Linked DNA regions of Homo sapiens: region 1 is linked to region 2. Evidence: chromatin contacts called from ENCODE Hi-C data. All regions are on one chromosome and are shown on one strand. The core of a region is the stretch at or near the end of the contact, and the rest is flanking DNA. Distances in the headings are between cores, read along the strand shown.

Region 1 (2,981 bases), core at 180-2,679, 3.7 Mb after region 2:
TTGGGTCAGAGATGAAATCATGGCAAGTTGAAGCTGTCCTCTTGTGCTGAGTCAATTCCTGGGTGGGGGCCACAAGATCAGGTGAGCCAGTTTATCAGTCTGGGTGGTGCCAGCTGATCCATCAAAATATCTGCAAAATATTTCAAGCACTAATCTTATGAGCAGTTTAGGGAGGGTCAGAATCCTGTAGCCTCCAGCTGCGTAAGTCCTAAAACATAATTTCAAATCTTGTGGCTAATTGGTCCTATAAAGGCAGTCTAGTCCCCAGGCAAGAAGGAGGCTTGTTTTGGGAAAGGGCTGTTATGGTCTTTGTTGTAAACTATAAATTCCTCCCAAAGTTAGCTCGGTCTATGCCCAGGAAGGGACAAGGACAGCTTAAAGGTTAGAAGGAAGATGGAGTTGGTTAGGTCAGATCTCTTTCACTGTCTCAGTCATAATTTTGCAAAGGCAGTTTCAATATCACAGTTCCTCTCCTCCCTGCTTAGGGAGACAGTGTCCCATAATTGTTAAGAGCACACCCTCTGACTCAAGCCATCTAGGTTCAAATCCTAGCCCTTCCCTTCTCCAGTTGCCGAACTCGAACAAGTATTGTAGCCTCTTCAAGCCCCATTTTTCATATCTGTAAAGCGGAGATCGTAACAAACTGTACATGTCGATGATGTCCACAGAGTTGGATCAAGGGTTACGAATCTGACAGCCCAAACCTCCAGACTGGCTGTGCTATTATTTCAGTTATTCTGACATGGCTCTGATGCAATGTGGACGTCAACAAAGCATTAAAAGTGAGAGACAGATTAGTAAGCAACTCCCTAAGGGTGGATTTTTAAATATGCACTAAAATTGTGGAGAAGTTAATATACTATATTAGTTCACTAGGGCTGCCATAAAAAAGTGCCAGAAGGACGCTAGGTGACTCAGAAAACAAAAATTTGTTTTCTCACAGTTCTGGAAGCTGTGAATCTAAGATCAATGTGTCAGCAGGTTGACTTCTGAGGCCCCTCTCCCTGGCTTGTAGATCTGTGACTTCAGATTGTCTTCCTTCTGTGTGTCTGTGTCCTAATCTTATAAGGACACCAGTCAGATTACATTAGGACCCATGCCAATAACCTCATTTTACCTTAATTACCTCTTTAAAGCCTTTATGTCTGTTAAAGCAAACTATAGCCTGAGAAGGACTCCCTACTTCTATATTTGAGTCCTTGCGGATGAACCGTAACCTAACTTAATAGGCAGATAAAATTGAAAACCTAACTTAGTAGTATGCACCTGTAACAATAGCTAAATCCTAGCCAATCCCAGCAGCCATATTTCAACCATTCATACACTGCTTAGTGCTCAAACTGTGTTCAAATAAGGCAAACGCCAACCTCTAACCAATCCAGCCGTTCTGTACCTCACTTCCAATTTCTGAACGTCATTTCTCTTTTTTTTTTTGGTCTATAAATCTTCCACCACATGGCTGCGCTGGAGTCTTTGTGAATCTGCTGTGATTCTGGGGGCTGTCTGATTTGTGAAACGTTCATTGCTCAATTAAACTCCTTTAAATTTAAACCGACTGAAGTTTTTCTTTTATCATGTCCCAAAACAGGAACATTCTGAGGTACTAGAGGTTTGGAGTTCAACATATACATTTGGCGGAGGTTGCAGGAAGACAATTCAGCCCATAGCATGTACCTACCTAAGGTCTTAACTGGTAAACAAACAAACAAAAAACCAACCTAGTTATAGTTTTAAATTTGTTTCTATTTTATTTCCCATGAGGTAATCTAAAAGAACCTGGGGAATCCAGGTGCTTTTCAAAGCAGTACTTGTATGGTGTTTCATCATTACCTCTCAGCGGGAGGGAAATGAAACTCAGACGGGCCCATTTGGTTTCTATGATACCAGCTTTCCTCACCTTTCTTGGGGAGAGTGATTTTGAAACTATGGGCTACAAAAGACTTTTGGATTATGTGTGAGCTATGCTCTCTCTCTGGGACTCCTACTATGCTTTGTGATTGTGAAAATAAGTGATTCAAAATCTAAGCTGTTGGAACTCTAAATTATTTTGAGCCATAAGGAAATGTGAATTATGGGGCCTGAGTCACAAGACAGGCAGCTGTAAACTAGGCAGCTGTGAACTTTTTGTAATATTTTTGATTGTCTGAATTGTCTTTTCCCTTACCTACATTATTTTGTAAAATGTTGTGAATGGTTGTAGGACGTGCGACAGGTGTAGCTCACCTGCTTGGTCGCCCCAAAGCTCAAAGGAGGAGCATGCAGACAGGCAGGTGCAGAGGCCAGTACAAGCACTTTTGGGCTCCTGTCCCACGGCAGAGTCTAGGGGTGGGTCTCTGTGTCACTCGAAGCCCATGTAGGCATGTATTACAAAGCTCTTTCAGATTTGTTGTCTGCAGACGGCTTGTGTGTTAATCAGCTTAACGGACCCTCTGCCTTATTGTGAGGGCAGGGGGCCAGCGTGACAACTTTCTTTATCCCAAGCTCTTGTCCAGTGTCCTGAAAGAATCAGATCACACATGGGCTTGAAGGATGAGTGCAAGGTTTCATTGAGTGGTGGAGGTGGCTCTCAGTGAGATGGATGGGGAGGCAGAAGTGGGGATGGAGTGGGAAGGTGGTCTTTCCCTGGAGTCGGGCATCCAGCGGCCCAACTCTTCTCCAGCCACCCCTGGCCAAGCTCCCCTATGAGTCCAGACATCCTTCCTTTTCTCTCTTTCTCTGCTGCATTGTTCCACTGTCACTGGTCTGCTGGTTCACTGGTCCACTGGTCTGCTGGTCTTGATGTCCAGCTTCTTGTGTATGTGCCCGCTAAGGTCTTGGGTTTGTATGGGGGCAGGATGGGGGGTGCATGGCAGGCCAAAAGGCAAATTTTGGCCATGAAAACAGAAATGCCTGTCCTCCTTTAGGGCTGCCGGTCTTCAGGCTTGAGGGTGGGCCGTTTGTTGGGGAACCGCCCCCTTCTACCCAGTATTTCCCTGTTTCCT
Region 2 (3,099 bases), core at 98-2,597:
GGAGTGTTAGGACAGGATCTGGCACATGGTAAATGCTTTATAAGTGTTAGTTGTTATCATCATGATTATTCTTGTTTGAATTATAAGAGAAAAAGCATGTATCTTAAGAATAGAGGGTTTTAAAATGCTCCCAAGTTCCTTAACCAACCTGAGCCATCTGTAAATTAAGTACTATGGGATTTCCAGCTCTGACATGTATTCTGACATGTAACTGGCATCAGTTTAATACAAACTATTCTAAAATGTCTTGTGCCCTTGACAGGGAGGTCCAAGTACTGGATACTTGCAATGCAATCCAGCAGTGGCCCCGTCTTTCTTACAAAAAGGCCCCAGTCACATGTTGATGAGGCTAGATCTATTCCTGTCCTCCTTCTCTTCCCCATATTTCCTTATTCTTCTTCAAGTCTAAACGTTTATTGAACTGAGACCCATGAATGAGTTACTCGACTAGGCTTGTAGGATAAACTTGCCAGGCTTTAGATCTATTTGTTCCTTTCCATCCCCCAAAATCAAATGGCTGCTCCAGGAAAATGTTCCCCTTGTGGCAGGGTCCGGGAGAAAAGAGAGAAGCGACAAAACCAAAAATTAAAACGACCGAAGTCCCATATGCTCCAGGAATATGTCCTGGAGATGGGAGTGGAGGGCAGGGGGAGAATGTTGTTGAGGTCAAAATTTTTGAAGTTTTAAGTCCTATATCTTGACATCCCGAGTATAAATGCGGGTACCAGACACAGTACAAACGTTCTCAAAGCCCAGTTACGTATTCCAAACCAAACGCGGGCTCTTGAAGGGTGATGAGGTAGGGATGAAATCCAGGATCGCCTGAAGACCATTTCTTCCTCTCTTAGGGACCTGCTGGTCTCCAGCTGATTCGGTCCAGGAGGAAAAACCTCCCACTTGCTCCTCTCGGGCTCCCTGCAAGGAGAGAGTAGAGACACTCCTGCCACCCAGTTGCAAGAAGTCGCCACTTCCCCCTCCAGCCGACTGAAAGTTCGGGCGACGTCTGGGCCGTCATTTGAAGGCGTTTCCTTTTCTTTAAGAACAAAGGTTGGAGCCCAAGCCTTGCGGCGCGGTGCAGGAAAGTACACGGCGTGTGTTGAGAGAAAAAAAATACACACACGCAATGACCCACGAGAAAGGGAAAGGGGAAAACACCAACTACCCGGGCGCTGGGCTTTTTCGACTTTTCCTTTAAAAAGAAAAAAGTTTTTCAAGCTGTAGGTTCCAAGAACAGGCAGGAGGGGGGAGAAGGGGGGGGGGGTTGCAGAAAAGGCGCCTGGTCGGTTATGAGTCACAAGTGAGTTATAAAAGGGTCGCACGTTCGCAGGCGCGGGCTTCCTGTGCGCGGCCGAGCCCGGGCCCAGCGCCGCCTGCAGCCTCGGGAAGGGAGCGGATAGCGGAGCCCCGAGCCGCCCGCAGAGCAAGCGCGGGGAACCAAGGAGACGCTCCTGGCACTGCAGGTACGCCGACTTCAGTCTCGCGCTCCCGCCCGCCTTTCCTCTCTTGAACGTGGCAGGGACGCCGGGGGACTTCGGTGCGAGGGTCACCGCCGGGTTAACTGGCGAGGCAAGGCGGGGGCAGCGCGCACGTGGCCGTGGAGCCCGGCCTGGTCCCGCGCGCGCCTGCGGGTGCCCCCTGGGGACTCAGTGGTGTCGCCTCGCCCGGGACCAGAGATTGCGCTGGATGGATTCCCGCGGGCAGAGGCAGGGGGAAGGAGGGGTGTTCGAAACCTAATACTTGAGCTTCTTTGCAAAGTTTCCTTGGATGGTTGGGGACGTACCTGTATAATGGCCCTGGACCAGCTTCCCTGTTGGAGTGGCCAGAGAAGTGTGTAAAACACACTAGAGGGGCAGGGTGGAAAAAGAGACTGCCTTCAAAACTTGTATCTTTTCGATTTCATTTTGAAAAATAACTACAAATCTATTTTAATTTTACAAAGTTAGACTCATAGCATTTTAGATATCAATGTCTTCATTTAACAGAAGTGAAGATGGAGCAAACGCTCAATCAGCGTCTGTATTTATTCGCTCCTGTTGTGCCAGGGTGCGTTTTTGCCGAGCGGTTGCCTTTCTTTACTCACAAAACCCCCTTGATGTCTGTCCTCCACGTTTTACGAGGGAGAGCCGGATCTTTTGAAGTTTGTATCATCTAAAGCAGGTATATTGGGATGACTATGGATAGAATTTAACCTGAAAACACTGAAGTTGACAGCTGACAAAGATATAAGAATCCAAAGTATGTTAAAAATTAAGGAGCTGAGGCCCACAGAAGTGAAGTTACTTTTCCAGCATCACACAGCAGATCTAGGACCCTGTGTGATTTGAAAAGGCCAAGGTATCTAATGATGCTCATAATTTAGTTTACATTTTGTGTCAAATAGATGAGGTCAAGTGGACATTATGTGTATATTCCAAAGCCAAAATTACTGCTTGTAATATCCATTCATCTCTCCGAAGACGTAGTGCCTCTTTTATATGGCTTTAACCTAATGTATAATCGAAGTGAATTAGGGCAGCCAGACTTTTAATCACAGGACTGATCTTTTAAAAACGGGTATATGTAAAGTTAATTGCTTATCTATGTGAACAGTAATATACACTATAAAAAGTTTTCAAGGCAACTTCCTGCCTGTGGTTTAATTTGATAGTCACAATGATAGGAAATTGGCAGGGTTAGGTGGTGGTATCTACATTTTGCCCATGAGGACTTGTGGCTCAGAGAATTTGAGTTTTTTCTAGTAAGGTCACTAGGTCCCTAGTGCACAGCCTGCTTTTAGGTACGGATGTGGGATGGGGGTGTCGGCAGACCACAGGGTTTTGACTCTCAGTTTGGGCTCATTTCCATGACTCCTTGCTGCCTCCCTGATTTCTGTCAAATGACCAAAGCACATTTAGTAATTACTTCTGCTGCAAGGACTACTCCTTATTAGGCTGTGATAAGTAAGTTTCCTCACATAGTGGGTCAGCTCACTCTGGCCACAGGACCCAGCTTCCTAACCACACACATTAAGAAAGAGAAAAATTAGCACTGTCTGAGACCTACAACCACTTCAAGGGAGAACAGTGGTGTTTGCACAAATGTCTACTTTTGTTTTAACCT

Evidence for each region. Hi-C counts contacts between places; a loop is a spot of excess contacts on that map. Pooled maps may share reads with other maps.
Region 1: a map with no recorded cell type shows a loop between it and region 2 (2.9-fold over the local background). The contact joins the enhancer-like site here to the promoter of MIR155HG in region 2. A Hi-C loop is called at or near these places in 3 of 37 single-sample maps with no recorded cell type and 5 of 50 pooled maps.

Annotation. Positions count from the first base shown.
Region 1 is chr21:29,231,907-29,234,887 of GRCh38, forward strand. The region is part of intron 1 of LINC00189 (long intergenic non-protein coding RNA 189); the gene reads left to right. Among named protein-coding and RNA genes, the nearest start is that of LINC00189, 40 kb to the left of the region's middle. RefSeq lists enhancers at 1,621-1,800, 2,231-2,330. Within about 2 kb of position 1,430, at least 6 of the 41 ENCODE cell types and tissues checked have a DNase peak (open chromatin) inside an H3K27ac peak, as active enhancers do.
Region 2 is chr21:25,560,798-25,563,896 of GRCh38, forward strand. MIR155HG (MIR155 host gene) reads left to right here and starts at 1,348. Exons shown (of 3, transcript NR_001458.3): 1 at 1,348-1,460. RefSeq lists an enhancer at 883-932 and silencers at 1,313-1,402, 1,413-1,692.